Regions from separate parts of the Homo sapiens genome. Here region 2 is linked to region 1. The links are chromatin loops, found by intact Hi-C in ENCODE. Cell type or tissue: psoas muscle. All regions are shown on one strand.

What was found. Peaks named below come from ENCODE experiments on the same cell type or tissue, not always from the same donor. Only the 100,000 strongest peaks of a DNase experiment are listed, where the experiment ranks them.
Region 2: it touches region 1 in a loop (5-fold over the local background); 9 of 110 quality-filtered maps call a loop at or near these places.

What each region holds. Positions count from the first base shown.
Region 1 is chr20:24,977,366-24,985,365 of GRCh38, forward strand. APMAP (adipocyte plasma membrane associated protein) reads right to left here. Exons shown (of 9, transcript NM_020531.3): 2 at 6,538-6,654; 3 at 1,402-1,517. Among named protein-coding and RNA genes, the nearest start is that of APMAP, 11 kb to the right of the region's middle. RefSeq lists enhancers at 2,020-2,520, 3,282-3,782. In psoas muscle, no CTCF peak of the experiment used is centred here; DNase peaks (open chromatin) are centred at 1,306 and 4,576; H3K27ac peaks cover 212 bases.
Region 2 is chr20:25,611,452-25,619,451 of GRCh38, forward strand. It overlaps NANP (N-acetylneuraminic acid phosphatase), which reads right to left. Exons shown (of 2, transcript NM_152667.3): 2 at 1,484-5,130. The coding sequence ends at 4,474. Among named protein-coding and RNA genes, the nearest start is that of NANP, 8.6 kb to the right of the region's middle. In psoas muscle, no CTCF peak of the experiment used is centred here; no DNase peak of the experiment used is centred here.

The sequences.
Region 1 (8,000 bases):
TGAACCTAAAACTGCTCTTAAAAATAAAGTCTACTTAAAAACAAATAAAATAAAGCCTGCTATAGTTGGTGGTTACTCTCTCCCAGCACTCCCCAGAGCTAGTACCTCCTTCCACTGTCAGCAACCTGCCAGCCAGCCCCCAGGACAGCTTCCAAATGAGGTGGCAGAGACAGCAGTGGCAGGTCCCTGCGGCTCACACCCACCAGAGAGGACCCCACTGTGCCTGGCCAAGAAATGTCACCAGCTCATCAAAGAAAGAGAAAAAGCTGGGACCTGGTGACAAAGTACAATGAGAAGTAACCCAGTGAAAAAGAAAAAGACAGGAAAGTGCTCTCTTTGGGAGGTAAGATCATTGGTTTGCACTTCAACTGCTGTTAAGTTTCAGTTTTAAAGAGCAAGATTTGATTTTTCACCAAAAAAAGCTAAAGCTTTTAAAATTTACACAAATAAATGCCAATGTCTTTTTAAGAGAAATACAAAGTTCTATCATGATATTTACTCTTCTTGAAACAATTTTGACTTTGACAGCCAAGAAAACAAACCAACTGCAGAAATGGACCAGTCCTTGGGGCCTGTGTCAAATAACAGGGCCCAGGCAAGAGAAGCTGGTCAAACGTCACTAGAAGAGAGGCCACTGACCGGCCTTGAGAGCACAACAGAAGCACCCTGTGTGCACATATCCACAGCCACCCACTGCCTGGAGAACAGTGTGCTTCAGAATAACAAGCGGCACTTCCAAAGAAGCTGCTCAGCAAGCCCATACCAGATTAAGTTTTAAACTATCTGTGACTATCTGTGCCTTCCCAATACTAAACTTAATTCTCATTTTAACAAACAGAAAATGCCTTGTTCAAGGTTGCTAGAGATGCAAGTATTAGAACCAGACCCAATTCTAGTTCTGAGGCATGGGCAAGTGTGATGCAGATGGTTACCCTTAAGTGTACCCATCAAGGTGAGATTTCAAACAGTCAGACAAAAACAGTGGAAATATTGAGAACCATTTGTCTTCATCACAGTGAAATCTATACAAAGCAAATGGAACTAAGAAATACTGTGCTGTCAAATAGCTATTTAACTTTGATAAATGAACTAAAAATCAGTATCTGTATTTGGCCTTTTTCCTTTCACAACACTTTGAGCACAACAAAGTGTTCCATAGAGATGAATTCAAAATCACCCAGTGCTAAAATGGCATGCAAACTGGGCAGATGAGACCAGCAGAAAGAGCCACTAGGGCCTCCCATGTGATGTCTGAGGGCCAAGTCCCACGTCCGCAGCTAAGAAGGATGTGCAGGGCCCCAGTCCAGGGGCAGCGTGCCACTGCAGCTGCTCCCACAGAACCCGCCCCCTCAGACAACAGACAGCCTGGAAGGCTCCCCCCCCACCCAAGCTTAGACTTACCCCCAATATGTGCTATGGACTCCGGTCCAACAAGTTGATTTTCAAACAGCCTTTCTGCCTGTCGCAGCTTCGTATTTGGATGCAGAACACCAAGCAAGAGCGGGGGTTCTTTGAAGCTGCAAAATAATGCAATTCCAGAGATCTGTCTATAAATACACATGTGAAGAAAATGTGTACCGAGCACCTGCTCTCAGTTCTTTGATAAAGATGGCACTTTCTAACAACATCCTCAGTTGCCAGAAATACAAGGGTTAAGAAAAAACTGTTCTAGGATATCAGAAAACATCATGGTACAAAAGAAATATAAAAATATAAATGTGCTAGTGCAAGACCTTCAGCAATCTTGTCACCTGAGAGCATCCTGAGGCCTGTGCCCACCCATCCTCCAGCCTCCCCAGCTCCCCACCCCCATCCAATGCCTCAGGGCAGCTGGACCTCCTCACCCCTGTGACTCACAGCCCTACAGCCACTGGAGTCTACCTAGGGTGGTGGGGGGCAGTGCCCACGTTTCACACCTGATGACCCGGCCTCGTATTTCACAGAGAAGATGGAAGGAGCAAGGGGAGACCTTCCTGGGACTGGAGCCACCGTCCCATGGTCCAGCACAGGGCACGCCACCTCCCGCTGATATTCTCGAGGCCCACCAGGCTCTTCCTGAAGCAGGAGCCTGAGCTGGGCCCTGGAGCCCTTCTACTCACAGACACGGCTCCAGAAACTCCTGCCTCTACTCGTCCTTCCCATCCACATGCCAGTATGTCACGCCTCCCAACCCACCATCAAGTTCTGCTGAGGCCACTTTGAAAAGACACCATTGAACCCGTCTCCCCATGTCCTCCTTACAACCCTGGCTGGGGCCACCATCCTCTCGCCTCGCCCCTGCTCCCTCCCTTGACCCCTGTAGTCTATTCTCAATCCAGCAGCCATGCCGGATCATGACCTTCCTCTATTCAGAGCCCCACAATGGCCCCCTCTCACCTAGAGCCAAGTCCTGGCAGCAGCCTCTGAGCACCGCAACCTGGCCACAGCACCTTCTTGCCCCCTCTCTCCCTTGTGCCTTCTGCATCCCTCACACCAGCCCCTCCCTGCTGGGTCCTAACCACACCAGCATCTCCCTATCCAGGGCCTTCACACCAGCTCTTTGCTCCACTTGGAACAGCAACCATCCCCCACCCAGGAGGCCCACTCTGACCACCCAACTAAATATCCGATACCTCCCCCGAACCCAGGCCCCTGCCCTACTCCATGCTCCTCATAGCACACACCAGCTTCTCATGCACTGTGTGATCTGCTTCTGTTATGTTTATGGTCTGTTTGTCCCCACTAGAACATACGCTCCATGAGATCAGGGATTTCTTTCTGTGTTTTTCTCTACTGTATTCCCAGCATCTGGCACCCAACATGGCACACAGAAGGCTCCCAACGAGCACTGCTGGAGGAAACCAAAGTAGAGAGGAATATCTTCCGATTATCCCCTGTCCCCTGCCTCCAGCAAGGCAGAGAATTCAAGAACAGGAAGGAGCTAAGCGTTGGGGAAAAGTTTATGACAACAGCAAAAAGAGCTTCTTTAAAGCTCTCTTCACAGCAAAAGAGGAAGGAAGGGAAACCCCACCTGGGGCAATTGGTGCCATGCTACGATGACAAGCAGAGCTGCCAGCTTCGCTCGGCCTCGGTCACCTCAACACGCCGGGCAGCATGGGGTCACCATAGTCAAGAGGCCATGCTCGGCCTCGGTCACCTCTACACGCTGGGCAGCGCGGGGCCACCATGGTCAAGAGGCTATGCCACGATGACAAAAGCAGACCTACCAGCTTCGCTTGGCCTCGGTCACCTCTACGCGCCGGGCAGTGCAGGGCCACCACAGTCAAGAGGCCATGCTACCATGACAAAAGCAGACCTACCAGCTTCGCTCAGCCTCTGTCACCTCTACACACTGGGCAGCGTGGCGTCACCATGGTCAAGAGGCCATGCCACAATGACAAAAGCAGACCTACCAGCTTCGCTCGGCCTCGGTCACTTCTACACACCGGGCAGTGTGGGGTCACCATGGTCAAGAGGCCATGCCACGATGACAAGCAGAGCTGCCAGCTTCGCTCGGCCTCCATCACCTCTACACGCCAGGCAGCGCAGGGCCACCATGGTCAAGAGGATCAGGCCAGCAGACGGGGCAGAAACGGCCACTCAGCTGATGGACGGGTGTTTGGGAGTCTACCCAGGATACTACATCACTCCCGTGAGAGCTTAGACCACACTTAGAAATCTCTAAAAAATCAGAGAACAGGCAGACCAGGAGTATGGAGGGACAAAGAGAAGGATGGTCGCTCTTCCAGTCTGGACTATTACACAGCTGGTTTCAGTACTTGAGAACAAAATCACCAGGAAGGCTGCAGGGCTTTGCCAAAAACCTGCCCTGCAAAGTCACTTTCCCTTCTTTCTGGGAAGATTAGAGGGCTGTCATAGACACAGCATATATGACATCCTGATTCCTATAGCATGTACAGAGTAGTTTTCAAGATCCCTGTGACAACGTGGGGAGATGTGAACAGAGTAACAGGGCATCTGTATGATCACGGATGGCTGGCACAAGTGAAGAAAGCCTGCACTAATGCAGTAATACTCAACTGCAGAGAAGTGACCCACTGTGACCCACAGACTGCACAAAGGTTTTCCTAAGCACTTCTGAGAACCAGCTCTCTGAGGTCCCCCACATCTCTCTCCCTAACACAGGAAGCCAGGGTGTGGGGCACTGCTCTCTCCCTCCCCAGCGGGTCTCCTGTTGGCCCTGCCTGAGTTTTATACAGTGCTTCTATTTGCTCTTGATGTCCCAGACCACCCATAAAGGTTGTTGCTATTTTTTAATATCTCTCAGTTTGACAGTTTCACCCGATAGTAAAATGTGTACTTCTAACAGTACTGCAACTTTCAACTCCCAGTAGAATTACTCTTTCTGTTGGTCTTTAAAATTATAGCAACCAAATCCATTCTCCAAAATGCTGCTCTATTTTTTTTTACCATAAATTTGACTTTAACTGATATTTTTTCAGTGACTAGAAACATTCATATCCTTCTATGAAAAATAAACTTTTTGTTCCCTTCTGGAGAGAAACCATGTCCTTCCACAGAGTGACTGTGGGCTGAGAGGGCTGCAGCTGAGTCAGCACCCGCTGGGATGGCGTGCATGGGGCATGGCCTGTGTTGTGGCCACGTTCTTGCATGAGACACACCAAGCTCTGTCATGTACCAGGCTTCTGCTTCTGCTCTGCATTTTGGGGCCTATCTTCCTGTTTTTGAGTGTGCCATGCCAAAAGCAGAGCCCAGGAGAGAGGCCCCTGTTGGCTGTGATTCCAATGCCATAAGCTGAGCCCAGGAGAGAGGTCCCTGTTGGCTGTGATGGTTCCACTGCCATTCTGAAAGCTGAGCCCAGGAGAGAGAGAGAGACCCGTTGGCTGTGACAGTTCCACTGCCATTCCAAAAGCTGAGCCCAGGAGAGAGGTCCCTGTTGGCTGTGATGGTTCCACTGCCATTCCGAAAGCTGAGCCCAGGAGAGAGGTCCCTGTTGGCTGTGATGGTTCCACTGCCATTCCGAAAGCTGAGCCCAGGAGAGAGGTCCCTGTTGGCTGCAGCGGTTCCACTGCTTCTCTTCCTTTCCTTCCTCATCAGGCTTTTCTACTCAACAGATAGAACTCACTTTGTACAAACAACTTCCAATCCCCAGTAGGCTCTGCTTCCTTTCAGTGTCTGGCCAGGGCCACATACCCCATTTCCCAATGCATTTCTTCACCACTCTTTCCACACATAAAATCATCTTTCCTGAGATCAAAGGTCTTCAATCACTGAGGCTCCAACCTCTCTCTCCAACTCAAAACTCAACCTCAGCCTCCTTTTCCAAGGCCAGCCCCCCAACCCAAGCTTCTAATCCCCAGCTGTGGACACAGTTCACTCCCCCACCTTAGCCAACTGGACTATCTAAGAAGGCCCAGGTCAGTTTCCCTTTGGCTAGAATGAGCCATCCTGCTCTGTAAAGAAGGGTTAGAAAGAGAGAAGCCCCTCCCTCAACACATCAGGGGACCCCCCCCCGCCACCCACCCCTGACGCCCCTCCTTTGGAGACAGGATGTCCTCAGGCCTGGCTCAGGCAGAAAAATCCATCTGAAGACCCACTGGCACACCAGGAATTACAGAGCTGACACTCTTGGAGCGGACTAGAGTCCCCAGTCCTTCACCCATTCTCAATCTTACATGAGCAAATTGTGTGTTTACAGCACCTTGTGCCTTTACTATTCTAAATCCAACAACAAAAAGTTCACTCAGCTACACATGTCAATCTAAGGTCAGAACCGTGTCCTCTACATTCTTAGTGAATCGGATCCAATATAAAGCCTTAATTTTTATGGATAAAACACTACATTATTCAGCTAGTATGTTATATTCACTCTTTAACTAGGTATAATTCTTGTCTGAAGTTTTTAAAGCCTTACCTGGACTAACTCATTTAAAATAAGCTTCAGATGGCTTCACCCCATCAGCAGTTGCAAGGGGAACCAGGAAATTACTGAACCAGACTGCACAACCCTCCTGCAACTATGTCAACATGGAAGTCATAGATCGTCACACTGATGAGAGCCTGGCTCTATCCCACTATAATTATAAACATGAATCTATTTCAGGGGGCTTTACATATACAATAGTTTTTTCAAATTATAATGGACTGCATTACTCATAGATCTCTATCGGTGAAAGGTAACTTAGGAAAAAAAGAACACTAATTATGGGTTTTGTAGAAAATCAGTTACTTACAAAATTTAAATGAGGTAACTGAAGCTCCATTTGTGTGTGTTTTTGCTACCTGAAATGAATTATAGTTGACTGTCTAATGATTATTAAGCTTCTCTAATTTTGAATTTTTGTTTTTGGTTGATGCAGTTTTTTTAAAACAATGACAGGGAAAATACCATGCATATTTCCTGAGTAACATCTAATTCAGCATAAAAACCCAGGTACTAAAGAAATCACAAAACTCTATTTCTCCTAACTTACCTTTCAGATCAGATTGATTTAATCACCCTCCTTTCCTTGGAAATTATTTCAGCCTATTACATTTTGTCAAGCAACCCCTCCTGAGGACTGCGGGGCAGCCTACCTGAGAGGCTGTGGATCTATAGGAGATTCCAGCAGCATCATGGCTCCAAGCAGGGGAACGGTGAGAGAAACAGCCAGCATCAAGAAGGTCACTCGGAAAACTCTGCCGCTAAAGGAGCTGCCAGAAATAAAAGATACAAAGGCAATCAGCTGAGTCTCAGACAGTGACAAGGTTGGCTGGTCCGAAAGCCCTCCCGGCAGGAGCAGGGACGCTCATCCAGTTTCCCCACTGCAAGCTGGCCGACCTCTGGCTTGTGATTAAACTCTAGCACTATTTGCTAGGATTGGCAAACACACTTTTGTTGTTGTTCTTTTTTTTTAATCTTCCAGCTTCCCCTGTGTGGGATACGTTGGATCAGTTACTTTCCAGATCTTGAATCCTCCAGGAGGGTTTTAAAGAAGGCAAACTCAAAGAACTGATGAACACAAAATGTAATGGGGAAAAAGAGTTCTAATGACATAAATGATACACACTCATCCACAGAAAAGGTGGGTAATTCTCAAAAGCTACGCATTCCCGGTGTATGGATTCAAAGCAGCAACACTCAGTACTATGCAGCCCTAAGATTCTCACAGATAGAAGAGACAGCTAAAGTCATGAAGGAAATGGAAGCAGAACAACTTCCTGAGGATCCAATTCCCCAATCACTTTTCCCAACCTACTTCTAAGAATTTAAAAGGAAATCCCAGATCTTCAACCTAATAGAAGAAGTCTGGCAGATACTGACAGTTATCCACACAGGATCTATAAAATTACAATTCAAAGTCATCACTCCTGAACCCTTGGGAAGATATGAAAGCTTCCCTGGGAATCCTGGGTGAAGTTTTTGGACAAATGACCAGTAGTGCCTTAAATATCTCTGAACCAATCTTCACATACAGTATCTCTCATCTGGCAAACAAGTGAAAGCATTTGGCCTCTTGCTACTAAATAAACCTCATAGGATCATTACTTGCTTACATGAATTGAACTCAAATTTACTAAATGCTTGGCATTAATATTAACTTAAACAAAATCATGAGTTCCTAAGGTAGAATTTTTTTCTTCCATGAAAAAAAGTGTTGACAAAGAAAAAAGTCAAGACTCACACTTAACAAAACAGACTTGATTTAAGGGGGCAGGGTTTGATTTTTGACAGAAGTGTAGTCTTCTGCCATTTAGACGTGTTAAACTCTGTTCTGGGTATGGTGTAGAAACATAAAGGCCAAGCCCTCTTTCCCAACAACCAGCCAGGGAACTGCAGGCCAGTTTCTCCACTCCAAAACCCACAGTTTCCCCCAGTGTGAAACGGGGTGTTGGGCAGGGTAACTTCCTGAACATGCATGATCCAGTCCTGAACATGCAAGATTTTTCACAAACGAATAAAGCAGAAAAGAAAAGAAATCCCTCTATTTCTACTGGGGTAGGTGGAAATAAAGACAAAGGAAAGACTAAGGGGAAGAAGAGGGAGCAGCTTTCACAAA
Region 2 (8,000 bases), 630 kb after region 1:
TCACCATGTTGGCCGGCTGGTCTTGAACACCTGAACTCAAGTGATTAAAAAATACACTGGGGCTGGGCACAGTGGCTCATGCCTGTAATTTTAGCACTTTTGGGAGGCCCAGGTGAGAGAATTGCTTGAGGCCAGGAGTTTGAGACCAGCCCGGACAACATGGTGAAGCCCCGTCTCTACAAAAAATACAAAAAAATTAGCTGGGTATCATAGCATGTGCCTGTAGTCTCAGCTACTCTGGAGGCTGAGGTGGGAGAATCACTTGAGCCCAGGAATTAAAGGCTGCAGTGAGCCATGACTGTGCTACCGCACTCCTCACTGGGTGACCGAGTTAAGACCCCGTCTAAAAAAAAAAAAAAAAAAATCAAGCTCTTGGAAATCTTTAAAAGGTATGATAGTAGAGGGAAAAATCATAGAAGGATTGGAAGGTAAAGTTGAAGAAACAGAGTAACAGAGATGGAAAAATGGGAGTGAAAAGATAAAGTGGAAGGTCAGTAAAGGAGTTCTAACATCTGAATAACAGGGATAAGAGAAACCAAAAAAAATCAGAAATCATAAAGAGAAATCAGAAAATAAACAAAGGGAGGCAATTATCAATGAAGTCATTAAATTCCCCAGGACCAAGAAAATATGATTTTGATTGAAAGGGTTCAGCGTGCCAAGCACAGAGGATGGAAACACCCTCTCCAAGGCATGTGATCATGGACCACTGGAGGAAAATAAGGTTCTAAGAGTTACAAGAGAGAAAGAAAGTGGTCACATACAAATGGCTGCTAGACCACAGACCAATGCCTTCAAAATTTCAAGTAAAAATGTTATCGAAATACACACTATTAAAACTATCAATGATGGGAGAAGAGAATAAAGATATTTTCAGACATTTCAGATCTCAAAACTTTTACCTCCTACACACGTTTACAGGGAACCTACGCAAGGATGCATGCCACCAAAAAGAGGGAATAAGTCAAAATAGGAATACACAGGACACAGAAAATAGGAAATTTAACATAAGAGGCAAAGAGAATCACCAGGGTGGTGGTATGCGAAAGTCAATGGAACTACAGAGATCTCGCACATGGCTGAGACCATGAAGGTATTATGTTCCTAACACAAATGGCTTAAACACAAGCTGCATGACTCTTAGATTATCTGAGCAAGAATGCTGTTTCCTAAACTGAAATACAGAAATTAAAAATCTGCCTGAATTCAACTGATTCTATATAGTCTTATACACTTCTATATGCAGGTATACATGAAGCTGGTAACAGCACTGGCCTTGGCTGGGTGACATGGCTCATGCCTGTAACCCTAGCACTTTTGGAGGCTGAGGCAGGTGGACTGCTTGAGCTCAGGAGTTTGAGACTAGCCTGGGCAACATAGCGAGACCTTGTCTCTATTTTTAAAAATAAAACAAAAACTAAACAGTAGTGGCCTTTAGGGCAAGTGGGTTGTGGGCCCCTAGCAAAGAGATGAGGAGAATGACTTTTCACCATTCACCCTTTTATTTTTTTGACTTGTGTACTACAAGTAGTACTTGTTCAACAATGAATATATTCCCTAATTCAAAAAAGAATGGAATGAAAAATATCATCACACGTAACAAGAATGTTTTATGAAAATTAAACATATAAAACTGGATCCCATACACATATTAATGTTATACTATAAAATGTTATATTTATATTTATTTATATACATGTGTTATATTTATATTTATATATAGTTACAGTGTTATCTAACACTATAAATGTGTTAAAGAGGTTATGATAGAAAATGTTTCTTACTGAAGGTTGCAAAGAAGTTTGAAAGCAATAAACCAAGAACTTTGGTAAAGACCTGCTTTCCTACAATACTGAGCATCCACTGGGTCCTGGGCACTCCCAGATCTGAGATGTTCGTGCCTTGTATGTGGAGGTGCACATGGAACCAAACCTCCCCACCAGGTGCTGGTATTCCAGGTGCAGTGTCCATTCATGTCTGTTCTAGGCCCACCTCTGTAAGCAGTGTTAGGGAGGGCCTCTGGCTTTGTGTGAGAAGGCCACTACAGGGAAACTTTGAAAAAAAATAAAGATGACAAAACATCACCCATAATTTTAAGGAATATTATTCTAAAACAAAAAATATTAATAAAATCATAGGTTTATTCCAATATTTTAAAATATTTTCTGTAACATTCCACTCAGAAGGTAGATAACCACAAAGTTCTTCCCTAAGGAAGGGTGCAAATGGAATGTAATACATTACTGTACTCTGTAGAATACAAACTGTGAAGACAAGGAAATTTAATTATTCAATTTTTTCCTTCTACATCATTTCTGCTGGAGAACTGCTCACTTAACATCCTAGAAGCTATCCTGTTGAGATTTGCTACCATGATACAGGAGTGATGAACCTTCACTCTCAGCATAATGAATGTGACACTGCCTACATCCATCCTGTGGGAGAGTTAAAAGGACAAGCCCCCTGCAGCACACGCCAACCAATCTATCAGAGCAATCATGCATGTGACTACTTCTGCCAAAATCCTCCAACTTAATTTTTAAATAGCTAAAATATGATCAAGGTCATATGGGTACTGCATTTGAAACTACAAACATCCTCTGTTCACAAATGTTCACTGTTATAGCAACAGCACTTTGGTACAGTCAAGGGCACAATCACATTTTTAAAAATCTAGAGCGAAAAGTAAACACGAAAGGGCATTTGCATGAGGCAGAGAATTCTGTTTCTTGGCAGTAGACAGAAAACTGGCTAAAGAAATAGGCTCACAGATAGGTACAATCTACAATTTGATTCTCTGAGTATTAGTCTTGAAGACATAGCTATACACATCCCAACATATAGCCTACTATTTTACATTAGTAGTTTCTTATATAACAGTTGGAAGAAAAACATATCAAAAACCAACCTAAATCATATTTATTAACCACTTTAATAAGCCCCTTTATACTTTCTTTTTTTTCAACCACTTTACTCCAGGTTTGGTTAGTATAATCATGAGACTGTCTAGCCTAATAGTCTAGAGAAAATTCTCCGGTTCCAAGACGATGCCTTGCTATGTAGCCATTAATTATTAAGCTCCTGGTAAACCCTGAATTAGATATAGAAATTTGCAAAACAATGATATATTTCCAAGAATGTGAAAAACAGAGGAAATTTAAGGCAGATGGTAACTCTAAGAAGAGTCACACGAGTATTAAATTGGCCCTCAGGAAATGGCTCATAGCAAAATCTAATTTTCTATCAGATGAGGGGGCCAGGCACAGTGGCTCATGCCTATAATCCTAGGACTTTAGGAGGCTGAGGTGGGAGGATCACTTGAATCCAGGAATTCGAGACCAGCCTGGGCAACATGGCAAAATCCCATCTCTACAAAAACACACATTAGCTGGGCGTGGTAGTGTGTACTTGTAGTCACACACACCCTTGGGAGGCTGAGGTGGGAGGATCACTTGAGCTCAGGAGGCAGAGGTTGCAGTGAGCCGAGATGGTGCCATGGCACTCCAACCTGGGCGACAGAGATCCCATTTCAAAAAAAAAAAGGAACAGATTGGGGGCTGCATTGTTAGGCTACACTGAGGAAATGTTCCTCTTATGGATCCACAGAAGAAAAATGACTTTTAGTGCCACGTGCCTTGCAATTATCTCTAGCAAAACAGCCTAGCTCCCTCAACCCCACTGTGTGTCTGGGAAAAGACAGTAAAAACATTTCCTTGAGAGGTGAAGACTAAAAGGAAGCTACCGGCTCACTGTGCACAGGTGAGAAAATGTCACGGTAAAGGAGCACCATGTGTTGATTTTAACAGCTTTTTCTAACTGGAGGAATCTGTCACATGCCATAGAAAAATTGCTCCCTGCCCTCTGAAAAAAAAAAAAATGTCATACAGAAAAATCAGGTTCATAAAAGAAAGTATACATCCAAAGTAGGCAAAAACTATGGTTTATGTTTTCAAAATATGCAAAATAATTTCACTATATAATACCTTGATTTGCATGTGACTTAGTACTTATTTCATATTAACCAGATTCACTTGCTTTCATAAATCTGTGTTTTAGAAAATCTATTTTTTAAAAATATCTATTTTTAAGCCAGAAGATAAACCTTACATTTGTGCATCCATGTGTAAAGCAATCCTGCTTGGCATTATGCAGCCAAGATACTAAAAGATTAATAACATAATTTTAAAAAGCTCCAGATACAGACTAACAAATAATATATTTCCTTAAATTTTCTGGGCTATACTACTGACCTGAATTCATGCAATCTGAATTTTCAGATATAAGTACCACTCAATGGTTGGTTGTTACAACTTAGAAGCAATAGGGTTGGGAAGACCTTCAAAATATTGGCCATTAAATCATAAGTAAAATTATTCTTAGAGCTGGATTATCATAAGTGGAGTGCCCTAACTTTTCTTATTTCATACTCAGCAAATTGATTCTAACATTCATAATCATGCCCTTTTATGTGCTTTAAGTGGACATACTGACTTTGCAGTCTATACTTTGTAAGAGAGCAGGTAACTCTAGCACAGAAGAAACCATGTAATGCGGAACTGGGGAGGACTTCAGTGGCACTATTCCATTTTTATTGATCCAGACTGTTGCTTTCAATCCTGCATTGAGGCCTCCTTGGATGTCGGTTTCTAATGTGTCACCGACCATCACACAGTCCCCAGGTTGTACTCCGAGAAGATTGCAGCAGTAATAAAATATGGACGGTGCTGGTTTCTCCTCTCTCTGCTCTCCACCTACAACAACAGCGTCAAAATAGGACTGACAGGCACAAGCCTCAATCTTCTCCCTCTGGGTCTGTCTGTCCCCATTCGTTAATAGAAGTAGGCGGACCTCCTTTCGAAGTTCAGTAAGCATGGCTTTGACGTCTTCTGCTAGTGTCATATGCTGTAAACGTGTAGATTTCCAAAGGAAATAACATTCTTCAGCCAATTTTCTATTGGCTGCACCACCTTTTGTTTCCTGGATTGCTTCTTCCCAATGTGAAGTCCTTAAATCAGTAATGCATGTATTGTAAGGATGAAAACATTCCTTGCTGAGTTTAACTTGAACTTTATCACAGATGATTTCAGCCTCTTCTTTATAATGGTATTTTGATTGTAAGAGTTTTATCACCTAAATAATGGAAAATAACTCCATTAACACATTGCATGTCTTTAGTAGTCATGCCCTAGGAAGCTGTGATCCTACAAGTGGCTGAGAGAGTCCAACTCCACTCCTCTGCTTTAAAGCAGCTACTAACTACACCGTTTCTGGTGGGAATTGGCCTTATTTTTAGAGACAACAAAGTGAGGCTCTCCCAACTGCTCTAGAACTCACTCATTTTTTAAAGCCAACTTCTTCATATATAGCTAGTAACAATCCTTTGTTTGGTAGTTTAGAGTCCAACATCTTTCATTCTGGTCATGAAGATATGAAAATAAAACTTGTGCTTTTTGGGCCGGGCATGGTGGCTCATGCCTGTAATCCCAGCACTTTGGAAGGCCAAGGTGGCAGGATCACTTGAGTTTAGGAGTTCAGGACCAGCATGAGCAACATATCGAGACCCCATCTTAAAAACAAAACAAAACAAAAACAAAAACTCGTTGTACTTATTTTTGGTAAAACATTTAAAATTTCTGACAACCACTATTTAGACTATCATCAGAAAAAAATAACACTTAGTTCATCTAATCTTTTCTCATCTACATCCATTTCACATTTTGAAGACCTAAATTGACTATCACCTATAATGGGATCCAATTCTACACTTTTATTTTTTTTGAGACACAGTCTCATTCTGTAGCTTAGGCTGAAGTACAATGGCACCAGCTCGGCTCACTGCAACCTCCACTGCCCAGGCTCAAGAGATTCTCCTGCTTTAGCCTCCCAAGTAGCTGGGATTACAGGCGCCCACCACGACGCCTGGTTAATTTTTGTATTTTTAGCAGAGACAGGGTTTCACAATGTTGGCCAGGCTGGTCTCGAACTCCTGACCTCAAGTGATCTGCCTGCCTCGGCCTCCAAATTACTAGGATTACAGGCGTGAACCACTGTGCCTGGCCCAATTCTGTACTTTTTTGTTTCTGGATACAGAGTCTCGCTCTGTTGCCCAGGCTGGAGTGCAGTGGTGCAATCTCAGCTTACTGCAACCTCTGCCTCCTGGGTTCAAGTGATTCTCCTGCTTCAGCCTCCCGCGTAGGTGAGACTATAGGTGCCCGCCACCATGCCTGGCTAATTTTTGTATTTTTAGTAGAGGCGGGGTTTTACCATGTTGGCCAGGCTAGCCTCGAACTCTTGACCCCAAGTGATCTTCCTGCCTCTGCCTGCCAAAGTGCTGGGATTATAGGCATGAGCCACTGCGCCCGGCCCCAATTCTGTACTTTTGAGTTAAATACTCCCTCTTCCTGCGTTCCCAAGGCTCTTTATGTGGCTTTTATAACACTAATCCATTTGGCCTGTCTTGTAACTTTTCCTAAAACCCCTAATGTGGCAAGCATTGTACTACATACTTACATACATTATTTCTAAACTTTTCTACAATCCTGCAAGACAGTTCCATGTTCCAAATTAGGCAGGGAAGTGCAGAACTGTTAATAACTCGCCCATCTGGGATCTGCATCCATACCTGCTTACTTCCAAAGCCCACATGCTTGCCTTTGCACTATGTGTTAAGCACTAGAGACTGGCCTTTGTCGTTGAGGCATTATCTGGTGGGGAATATAATATACAACCACTACAAATCATGGGCCGGGGGTGGGGGAAATGCCATGACAGTAGTTTGAACAAGCTGTGGGAATAATATGGAAGTCATTCCACAGGGTAGCTGGCAGAGGAAGTCACATTGAGACCAAGGAGTAAACAAGCAGAAAAAGCGGGTTTGGGAAGAGAAGAAAATCATTCCAGACAGAGGAACAGCATGAACAAAGGCCAAGAGTTTAAAATTTTGTGGAAAAAGCAAGAAGCTGAGTTGAGCCCAAATGGAGGCATGTGAGGGAAGATGCCAAGAGATGCAACTGGGGAACCTGTTCACAGATAGTTTGTGAAGGGCCTTGAACCCCATGTTATAGCAGGTGCTGCCTAAATCCCCTTGGCACACACTATATTCACTCGCCAGTGGCTTCCCTCTCCAAGTATGGGCCTCTCTGCTTGTGGGCTTTACTTGGCCACACACAAGGGTATCTATACACACAGGATGGGGCTAAAAAGTATTGCCCTGGGAGCAGCCCTCAACAAATGTAGGGCAGAAACTGGCGAATAAATATCACAGCTTCCTTGCCCCTTGGGGAGCAAAACTGAACCCTGTTCTGTGTACTGTCCCCCAGAAATCTCCAGCTGCTCACAGCAGTAACCTGGTCATTAAGCTGCTCTAACCCGTATTGGACTCCTTCCCCTTCTTGTCTCCCCGACCCCTTAACGTGTATCCTGGGATCGCCTCAAGAACTGTCTGCACTGGAAATCCTGTGTTCAGGTGAGCACCTGAAGAAAGTCAAACATGCCAGGCAATGCTGGCTCTTTGAAATGCACCCAGCTACAGTTAAAATATATCTGTTGTAATGGGACTAGGGAATAAACAGTATGCCACTCACACCAAAAACTCAACTCACCTACTGAGAGAGGAACGCATGTGTTTTTCTTCCCTCAGAGTAAAAGAATCACAACAAAGGAAAAGGGTCTTTTTTTTTTTTTTTTTTCCCCAAACAGGATCTTGCTCTGTTACTCAGGCTGGATGGAGTGCAGTAGAGGAATGATTATAGTTCACTGTGGCCTCAAACTCCTGGGCTCATCTCACTTCAGTCCCCCGAATAGCTAGAACTACAACTGCACACCACCATACCCAGCTAATAAATTTTTTTTGTAGAGACGGGTCTTGCCATATTGCCCAGGATTGTCTTTAACTCCTAGCCTCAAGCAATCCTCCTGCCTTGGCCTTCCAAAGTGCTGGGAATTACAGGTGTGAGCCACCGTGCCTGGCTGAAAGGAAAATATTTTTTGAGGTATTTGTG